Regions from separate parts of the Homo sapiens genome. Here region 1 is linked to region 2. A link is a loop called in an ENCODE intact Hi-C map of the cell type or tissue named here. Cell type or tissue: heart right ventricle. All regions are shown on one strand. Links, peaks and the distances in the headings refer to the core of each region. The heading gives the core; the rest is flanking DNA. Region 1 has its middle 24 kb from the start of SERPINB8. Region 2 has its middle 24 kb from the start of SERPINB12.

Region 1 (5,386 bases), core at 149-5,148, 480 kb after region 2:
TTTATTCGTAGTTTGTTGTGTTTATATCAGGAATAGATGTTGGATTCTGTCAAATGCTTTTTTGTTTCTTTTAGATGATCATATGGTTTTGTTAATATTGGGATTAATTTTTGAATGTTGAAACAATCTTGCGTTACTGGGAGAAACTCCACTTGGTCATGATGTATTTCCTATTTTGTCTAGTATTGGATGCAATTTGTTAAAATATTTTTAGAATTGCTCATCTCCATTCATGAGAGACATTAGTCTGTACTATTCCTATTTTGTAATATCTTTGTCTCACTTTGGTTTTAGGTAATTCTGGTCTCAAAGAATGAGTTGAGAAACATACCTACCTTTGCAATTTTCTGGAACAGATGTTGTATAATTGGTATTATTTCTTCCTTTAATGTTTGGTGAAACCATCCGAGACTGGAGTGGCTTTATATTGCAACTCTATTTTCATTAATAGATAGTGAACTATTCAAATTACATATTTCTTCTTGAGTTAGCTTTGGTAGCTTGTGTCTTTCAAGGAATTTGTTCATTTTCTAGTCATCAAATTTACTGTTGTAAAGTTGTTTATAATAGTCTCTTATTTTTCTTTTAATAGCTGTAAAATCTGTAGTAATACCATCGCTCTCATTTCTGAGATTAGTAGCTTGTGCCTTTTTCTCTTTTCTGATCAGTATGACTAGGTGTTGATAAATTTTATTGCTGTTTCTCAGAACCAGCTTTTGGTTTCATTGATTTTCACTATTGTTTTTCTGTCCACAACATTGATTTCTGCTCTGATCTTTATTATTTCCTTTTTCTGATTACTTCACATTTAATTTTTTCACTTTTTGATGTAACCGACCACGATCCCTGATGCACTGAACAAAGTAGGATGAACGCGGGAATAAAAGACAAAGACAAAAGAGTATATTTGGAAGAAGGGGTCGGGGGCACCTTGCCTCTAGTAGGCAAGGGCCCTAAACTTTTTCAGTCCTCCGTATTTATTAGGTAAAAGAGATAGCAAAAAAAGTGGGGGTGATTGTCGGGTAATTGTCAGTCGGCCGTTTGGTTCACAGCAGGCTTGTGACACTGCATCCTTTGAACAATAGGCGCTAGATTTTCCAGTAGATAACTTCAAGGAGCCTGGTGCCAGGGAGTGATGACCCTCAGCAAACCTCTTGGCGGCAGGTGCAGTGTGAGTTTACCCACATCCTGCATTCATGATAAACAGTTTGCTGTTTGATCATATAGCCTCCAGTGGAATGCTGAGTTGGTCATGATCCCTTTGCTGGCTCTCTACATTTTGGGTATTTTTTTAGTTTTTTTAAGGTGAAACAGGTAATTGACTTGAAACTTTTCTTGGTTTTTAATATAGGTGTTTACCACCATAAAAAATTTCCCTAAGTATTGATTTAGTGGCATCAATAAATTTTGATATCCTTTGCATTTTTATTCAGTTCAAAATACATTCTGATTTTCCTTTTGATTTCTTTTTTGACTCATGAATTATTTGAAAGTGTAATTTTTAGTTTCCAGTTTTGATGATTTCCAAAGATTTTATGTTATTGACTTCTAATTGAATCTCACCATAGTCAGATAACATGTTTTTAATGACTTGTATTCTTTTAAGATATTGAGATTTATTTTATGCCCCTAAATATGGTCTATCTCAGGAAATGCTCCATGATCACTTGAAAAGAATGTATATTCTGCTGTTTTGGGGTGTAGTGCTCTGTAAATGTGAATTCCATGAAGTTGGTGATAGTGTTGTTCAGGTCTTCTATATAATTACCAATGTTGTGTCTGCCTGTTCTAGCAATTGTTGAGAGATGAGTGTTGACATGTCCAACTATAATTGTTGACAGGTCCAGCTCTAGGTCAAAATCCCATATGTGATCCCATAGGCCTGACCATAGGCAACTACAAGGCAGGCTGCATGGGGGAGGTGGGGGGAAGCTGCCCTGCTCACAGATTTGGTGCACAGCCAGGGCATTGAAGTGTCCAGTGGGAGCTGCAGTCAAGGACTCAGGCCCTTGAGCCAGGCCATGCCTTTATGCATCTCTACATTCCGAGCTCAGACAGCTTCACTCAGAGCCCTCCTTATGAGGGGAGCAGAGGCCTTCGCTGAGACACTGTTCAGGAGCCTCTGAAGAGACTTTCTTATCAGGAGCCTTGAAGACACTCTCTTGCACTCAAGCTCAGCACTCAGTACTTTTCCACTTCTAGTCCATCCTTCCCCCATCCCATCCCTCCTGTCCCTCCCCTTGGCTCCTGGGTCCACAAAATGGCAGGAACCTTGCGTTTGGGACTTCTAGGCAATGAGACAATTCTCCCACCTCTGCTGCTTGTCATCTGACCCTTCCTGGTGCTGTTCCATGGGGAAAATAATGGCACCATGTCCTGGGTAGCCTCTTCTTATCACAGTAAGCAAATAAAAGCTTGACTGTTACTTTCAGTGGGGCTAGTTGTCCTAATTCAACACCTTAACACCTGAAAGTACTCACATACATGCCCCCTCTCTCTTTCTCTCTCTCTCTCTCTCTCAATTTGACAAAGGAGCTGAGTGGTCAATTAAGCACAATGCCTTTTTGGAAAAACAAAAAGCCTAAAAGTCCTTCAGGGCACAGTAGAGGTGCTGGTGGTTCATCTGCAAGAGTCTGAGGGTACCGCAGAACACTTGCCAGCCATGCCACGGGGTGTCTGGGAGGTGCCAGTGGACCCCGCAGGGCACCCTTAGAGTGTGCTAATGTGTTGTTTACAGAAGCTTTTCGGTTCCGAGGGGGATCATTGGTCCTCAGCTGGGTACTACTTGGGCTCCGACAGATCTGGCAGGTTTGGTACACTGTAACAAGACCCATGCCATTGAAAAACACTTCTGGATGCCCTTCGCAGAGGCTATAGTAGCCCCGCAAGTCACCCTGGGGGTCCTCTGGGTCTACAATGAGGGGCTGGGGGAAGCAGAGGATAAGACTGTTCACCAGACTCAGATTTCAAGAATTTTTATGCCACTACTGCTGGTTATCAAGCCCAGGTAAACCTCATAAGGCCAGCTCAGTCCGTCCCAGACACAATCCAGCTATTTTAACAAATGCCTAAGGCATGGAAAGAGTGGCTGCTTCCAAGAAAACAGATTGCAGAAGCAGGGAGGCAAAGATGACTATCCGGCGCCCTCTACTGGACGATCTAGGCAATGACATTCCCAAATTGCTCTCTGAGCCTGATGATTCAATAAAGGGGCTCTCAAAGGAGGAGACTGAAGAGTTCCTCACCAAGATACCAGACCATGGGGGGCCCAGCAGGCAGCTCACGAGGGTTTGCATGGTGATAGCCCCTATGACTGATTCAAGCATTATGCTTGTTGTCATCCCTCCCAGTGACTCTGGAGATGACTTGAAGAGCCTCACGATCCTCTCCCCAGACAGCTAGACTTTTACAAATTAACAAGACTAGGGGTTAGGCTGAGGTCCCTCTGTCCCCAGGGATGACTAGAAGCCCTAGCCAATGTCAGAGTTCAGTGAGGAGGTGGGAGGAAATGTCCTTCTTGGCCATGCTGAACATCTGTGCACTGCTACCTCTGATCCCCACAATCCCTGGCACCAGGATGAGGGGGAAACAGATAATGTTCTCTGGTTTAGGGTCTGAGACCACCACCACCTGCTCTGTCTCTGGGAAGGGACCTTTGGGCCCCTAGAGGCCTTTACGTTATGGCTCCCATGACTGCATGTGTTCTTGGTATAGATGTATTGTCTATATGTGCCCCTACTGGCCTTCACCCTCAATCCCTGATGGAAATTGCTGCACTTAGGGTCATCTTAGTGGGACATGGGAAAGGCTGTGAGTGTACCCAATTACTGTCGCCTAGGCCATTGTATCCCCACCTGCTTTAGAGAGGAAAAAAATAACTGCTGTCATTATGTCACTAAAACATCAGGAATTCCATCTAGGTCCTTCTGTTCACTGCACAGAAAGCCAATCAGTGAGACAATGAGTATTGCAAAGACGAATGAAAACTTTAATTGGGTGCTACAGCTGAGGAGATGGGAGATAAGTCTCAAATCCATCTCCCTGACCAGCTAAAATTAGGAATTTATATAGCAGGGAAGAAATGTAACCATGTGTGGGGAAACAGGAATTAGGGAGAAGTAAGGAAGAGGAATTGGTCAACAGGAAGCAGGTGGTTGCGTAGGCCATCATGATGGGTGAGGGGTCGGGTTTCTCATTGTCCAGATGTGTAGACCTGGTGGGTTTTAGCTGCTTGATAATATCTGCAAGCACTGATGGTTGGCTTCCTGAGAAAGGAACTCAGATAACTGTAATTTTCTTGAGTTTTAAGACTATGAGGGTTAATTTATATGCTTTTTCAAAATAAACCATAAATATTAGTTTTATGGGACAATTGGGCTGGTTTCAATTGCTAAGCTTGAGGCAAAGTTCCTGAGAAACTGTTCCTCCATACAGTAGCTCTGTCTGGCCTGCGCACATGGCCTCAGGTACCTGGTGATCCTCTGTCTATTACAGGTGGCTCAAGCCTGTGGTGCCATTCTTTGCATTGGCAGTATCTGACATTTTGATTCTTACAGAGGCTACTGGAGGGAACTTGGTATGGGACAGTTGATATCATCAATGCCTTTTTCAGCATCCTCCCACACGGAGAAGTCCAGGATCAACTTGCCTTTATGTGGAATGGGTTGCAATCCACCTTTAATGTCCTTTCACAAAGTGACCTAAATTCCCCACATAGCTGCCATCAATGAATAGGTTATGCTCTGGGGAGAGTTGCTTGCCTGGAGGAAGCACTAGCCTTGCACTCTATTGATGACATCCTCCTTGTGAACCCAAACAAAGACATTGCCAAATAAGGACTAGGTGCTTGAGGACTGATGACTTTCACGCAGCAACCCAACTACACCATTAACAGACAGAGACCCCAAGTGAATTTCCTGGTTGTAATCTGGGCAAGTGGCACAACATCTCGTTTAGAGGAGATGACTGCCAAGCTTTTGGCTGTCTCTGCCCCAGCAAATAAAAAGGATGCCCAGTGATTTGTGGGCTTATTCATCTACTGTTACTGTCACATTTCCCTTGTGGGGATTTTGATGGGACCCAACTAAGAGGTTACTAGAAAAGGCTGCTATGTTTCAATGGGGCCCATTCAACAGGCTACCACAGCCATCCAAGTACCCTCCCTTCCCCTGGACCCCATGGATCCACATTTGCCATTCGACTTACAGGTCTCAACAACATTTCAGTTCCTTTACTATCGCTCATAGTAGAAAAATAACATCAGACACTTGTTGGGTTTTTCAACTTATAAGATCCTGGAGTCAGCTGAAAGGGAGTCAGCCAAAAGGCACATACACTTTGAGAAACAATTATTGTCCTGTTATTGGGCCTAGGTAGATATGCATGA
Region 2 (5,386 bases), core at 201-5,200:
TGTTGCCAATAGAAAATTATTTATGTTAATTTAAATAATGGTTCCAATTTTCTTTTGTGGGATTTACAAAACTTCTGGAATATTTGTCTATTAAATGAGAAACATCTGACACTATTACGAATTTAATTGTAAATTTAAAGGTTCATAATTGAAGATAATACTTATTTCTATAGTGATAACATAAATAGAAATTTTGGTAATGTCAGTGTTTTTTTTCCACTTTTCAAAAATATGCATTTATTTTTCATCATTTGTTTCTCTACAAAAGGAAAACAATGTCACTGTTATAATGAACACATTTTCTTTTCTAAATTAAAAAAATCCCCTAAGTCAGCAATAAACTTGGAATTGGTTGTAGGGCTCATAAAATTCATAATTGTGTCCAAATACACTGTTATTTTACAAAAATAGAGGTTACAGTTGTAAAAATGTATGAACATTTATTTATTTTAGAAATTGTTTTTCCTTTAATTTTTTACATTGACATATAACAATTGTATATATTTATGGGGTATAGCGTGATGTTTTGATACATATTATGTGTAGTAATCAGATCAGGGTAATTAGCATATCCACCATCTCAAATATTTATCATTGCTTTGTGTTGGGAACACTCAATATACACCTAGCTATTAGAAGGCCTGTACTATATTATTATTAACTGAAGTCACCCCACAGTGCTATAGAACACTGTAATTTTGTATTTTTTAACAAATCTCTATCTCCCCTCCATCCCTTACTAATCTCTAGGGTCCTCTGTACAAGTTTTTAAATGTATGTACAGAATAATTGCAGTTTTTTGTGAAGCCTTCATCAGTTGGGTTTTAGAAGTGTCGGAATCTTTGAAAAACTATATTATGAATCAACTCATGTCCCATATTAGTATTAAAGTTTTGTTGTTTTTAGTAAACCAATCATTTACCTTTTCATTGCATTTCCCCTCAAAATCAGTTGGAAGTGTCTACACAAAGCATTTATGAAACAGAGCATAAGAAAACCTCAGCTTTTGCTGCTTTTAGCTAATTAAAATTATCAAAAACAAAGCCTGCAGACAGGACGCCATATAAATTAATCACCAAAGAAAGAAAGAGGGAGCTGAACAAATTTAAGAATAAGAGTTCAAACGTGTGTGATGTTTAATTTTGAAATTCTATAATTGCATTTTGGAATATTTCAACTCGTGGGAGGGATCTTTTGATAGGATTTGTACTTTTAATTAGACAACTTCATATATATATGTATTTTTTACCAGTACAGAATGAAACCAAGGTCCTCAATTTTGCACTTTCTAAACTTGGTGAAATGTTCAAAATAATCATAAACAGATAACTTATTTGACAAGTTCCGGCTTTTTGAAAACATTTTCTCTGAATAGAGGCAAAGAAACCATAGCTGTGACAATATTAGAGCTGGATTATTTAAGAATTAAATTATGGAAAAGTTTTAATCAACAATATCCCTTATGTAGAATTTGCTCTGAGCTTAGCAGGTATTTCAGCATCTACTGAAAGACTATCTTCTAACAACCCCAATTTCGTTAATCATAAAATGAGCTTTGAAGAAGATTTCTGGCAATTTTATAAAAGAATTAAAAATAATACAGCACATTGAGAAACTAAATTCTTCGGAAAAATTGTAGTGACAGCTTTGGAGACCAGGATTTCTAAAATACCTGAGATTATACAAGAATAATGATTTTGTTTGTTTGTGTTTTTTTCACACTGAGATAACAAAAAGTTTTTTCACATTTTGCTTAGTGTGTACAGATACATGCTATTTTATTTTATTTTTAATTAATTAATTATTATTATTTTTTGAGATGGGGCTGGAGTGCAGTGGGCGATCTCAGCTCACTGCAACCTTCTTCTCCCGGGTTCAGACGATTCTCCTCTCTCAGCCTGCTGAGTAGCTGGGATTACAGGTGCATGCCACCATGCCCGGCTAATTTTTGTATTTTTAGTAGAGACAGGATTTCACCATGTTGGCCAGGCTGGTCTCGAACTGCTGACCTCAGGTGATCCACCGGCCTCAGGCTCCCAAAGTGCTAGGATTACAGGCGTGAAACAGTGCGCCTAGCTAGACACATGCTATTTTAAAAGAGAATTTTATTAGGGCCGGGCGCGGTGGCTCACGCCTGTAATCCTAGCACTTTGGGAGGCCTAGGTGGGCGGATAACCTGAGGTCAGGAGTTTGAGACCAGCCTGGCCAACATGGAGAAACCGCGTCTGTACTAACAATACAAAAATTAGCCAGGCGTTGTGGTGCACACCCGTAATCCCAACTACTCGGGAGGCTGAGGCAGGAGAATCGCTTGAACCGGGAGGTGGAGGTTGCAGTGAGCTGAGATTGCCCCACTGTACTCCAGCCTGGGCAACAGAGCGAGACTCTGTCTCAAAAAAAAAAAAAGAGAATTTTAGTTTTGAAAACTTTTTTTTTTGTATAGAACGATTTTAAAGGTCCGCCGGTAAAATAAAAGCAGCTGTCAATTCAGATTTCATCTATCTATGCAACTTTAGCTCTATAACTGTAATTATTTTTGATGCCCTTTTCCCTTTCAGAATTGTCCTGGTGTGGAAGAATAATTATATGGTCGCGCTCTCTATATAACAGGGCGGAATAGTAAAAATGCTCTCCAGAAAGGAGCTTTTCAGGTTTTCTTCATCTCCATTGGCCTCAGGAGAGGTGTTATTTTTGCTAGGTATGAAGTTTTTTCTGGTTGTTGTCTCGACCCTGACACCATAGAGTTTGCTTCTTTGTCTGGGTGGATGTCAGGGCTGAGAAGGAAACAGCTCTGTCACTTGAGAACTGGCTTAATCTGTGGGGAAATCAAACTTAGTCTCTATGTTTCCTCTGTAAAATATTAACTGTTAAGGTGCCTTCCGACTCAAACGCAATGTTATCATCAACCTTTAAGAGAATCGGTCACTTCTGTTCATTTTCTCTTCCACTAGATGGCGCTGTCCGTCACATTATAACAGTGCTGCTCAGGGCCTGGAACGGTCAGTTGCTACAGCTTTTCTTTAAGGTCTGTGAACTCCCGCCCTGCCTTAGACCTTCTGCCCCTGCTGCTATGGGGACGTTGTTGAAGTGCTTTCTTCTCCTTGCCACCAAGACACTCTGCAACATTCCTTAACGTTTCATTCTAGGCCACCTCCCCAAGCTTAAAAAATTTGTTTATGGTAAGAACGGTTAATATGAGGTGTAACTTCCTAACTAATTTTCAGTGTACAACAATATATTATTATCAGCTGTAATAATAATAACAATATATTATTACAGCGTTGAACAGCAGATCTCTAGAATCTATTCATCTTGCTTAATTGAAACTTTACTTTCCGTCTTTCTAGAACTCACGTTGCACCCGGCGTGACTATGATTTACCACTCACAGTTCAGGGTGGGGACACTGAAATACGAGGCTCATAGAGTCTGGTGGTACTGGGTCTTGGTGAGTAGGAGCAAGCAAGGCACTGCCCAAAAGCACTTCTACCCGTATGAGCATCCGTCCACAGGTAAGACCCGGGGACTCAGCCCCAACTTACCTGATGTGGCTCTGTGAGCACCAGGTGTGTGGGGCCGGGAGACAGGGACCACCCTAGTTTAGCTTCCTTAAGACCTTCAACAGTGGCTCTGCAAAGTGCTTATAAAAGGAAAAATCAGTGGAATGAATCCCAGGGCAGCTGAGATCTGCTGTGGATCTACTCTGTACCAGCCATGTGCTAGATGCTTGATATACACAACCACATTTATGTGTAGCACAAAAACCCTGTAAGGTAGGGACTGGTACTTTGATCCTCACTTTGTTTCTTGAACTTTCGCTAATTGTTCTTTGCTTCTGCCTCAACTCCGCCCCTTCTGTCCCTCTCAGTCTGATATACCAATGGACTGCCCTCCTAGCTTGGTTTCCTAGATTCCAGTACCATTTGGTGCATTATTGCAATTAACTGTTGAAAATCATGAGCCTCTTTCATGTTAGGGAACTAGGTCTTCTGGGTGGAATCCAGCCCTGAAGGCTGGGAGTTGGTAACTTTGCCATGTGTTTCTTGTTGTCACGAGATGCCTCATCCCTCATTCTAGGAGTCCTAAAAATTTCATATGTCTCAGCATCTCCTGAGAATTTTGTTAAAATGCAGATTCCACGGTCCCATCTCTATAGGTTCTGACTTATTATCTAAGGTAGGCTCGAGAATGAGTATTTTGAAATAAGCATCACGGGTGATTCTGAGGCAGTTTCCAAGGATCCTGTGTTGGGAAACTCAGCCCCGTGGGGCTGGCTCATTGTCATGGATGCCCTGTCTTGGTGCCTGCTTCTTAGCTCCCTGCCTATCTCTAGAACAGGTACCCCATGTGAAACGCGCTCATCAGGAATCTGTCCCTTTGCCCCTGGGAATCTTCTGTAGTCCAAACCAGGGCCTTCACCCTCAGCTCTGTTTTCAGGTGTGAGGCTCTTGCTCTTCCTCAGAGACAGGTTCCATGAGTAACCTTTTCCTTTCGGTTGGGCCTACTCCCTATAAGCAGGGCATGGCCTCACACCCAGTGCAGGCTTGGTAATGCCTTAATTGTGGAGCACACAGAGAACAAGTGTTACCAGGACGGGACAATGGTGGCAGGAGCCATGCTTCTGCCCAGCCCTAGAGGATGATGACGATTTCTCAGGCAGGTTAAGGGTGGGGTGGAAGCTATTTCTAGGAAAGGAAAAGCAAGAACAGTGAAAGGGCAAGGTGTGTTTGGGAGCCTAGAAGAGGCTGTGTAGCTGAAATGCATGTGTCAGTGGAGAATGAGTCACAGATGCATGGTGGGGAGAGGCTGGACATCCACCCCCAGGAGATTGTCCTTCATGCTGGCTGAGGAGTCAACAGGTGTCCTTGCAAGGGGGAGACAGACTGAATGAAATTGGGGGACTCAGTAGGAGAAAGAAAAGCTGATCAGAGGCTGTTGACTCTGATATAGAATAAAAGTAATGAAGGCATAAACCAGGACAGTGGTAGAAAAACCAGACCACAGAGGAGAAAATGTAGAGAAGTTTGATAGGTAGAAGCTAAGCATCTTGAAGCCCAGTTGTGGGTAGGGGTGGGTAAACAGGAGAAATCAACAACTAACATTTTAAGCTGAAGTGAATAAACAGATGGTGAGGCCATTCTACAAGACAAATAGAAGGTGTCAAACTAAGTAACACATAGAGAGGGAAACTCTCCAAAAGAAAATGATATTTATTTCGCAGTAGCCTTGCAATAGGAATATGTGCATCATAGTAAACTAACTGTGTGTATTCAAAGAGGTTGAGGCAAGGAGAAATTTTTAAAGGTAAAATAAGGAGGATTACATAAGTTGTTTTGAATTAATTATCCTTGGCTACAAGAATCAATACCAAGGGTGGCATCAGTCCA

The links. Peaks named below come from ENCODE experiments on the same cell type or tissue, not always from the same donor. Only the 100,000 strongest peaks of a DNase experiment are listed, where the experiment ranks them.
Region 1: a loop joins it to region 2, with 7 times the contacts of the local background. A loop is called at or near these places in 27 of 110 quality-filtered maps.

Annotation. Positions count from the first base shown.
Region 1 is chr18:63,991,838-63,997,223 of GRCh38, forward strand. It overlaps a transcript of SERPINB8 not described here. Among named protein-coding and RNA genes, the nearest start is that of SERPINB8, 24 kb to the left of the region's middle. In heart right ventricle, for the core only: a CTCF peak has its summit at 3,144 (motif pointing left); a DNase peak (open chromatin) is centred at 3,164.
Region 2 is chr18:63,515,674-63,521,059 of GRCh38, forward strand. It overlaps a transcript of SERPINB12 not described here. Among named protein-coding and RNA genes, the nearest start is that of SERPINB12, 24 kb to the right of the region's middle. In heart right ventricle, for the core only: a CTCF peak has its summit at 2,946 (motif pointing right); a DNase peak (open chromatin) is centred at 2,978.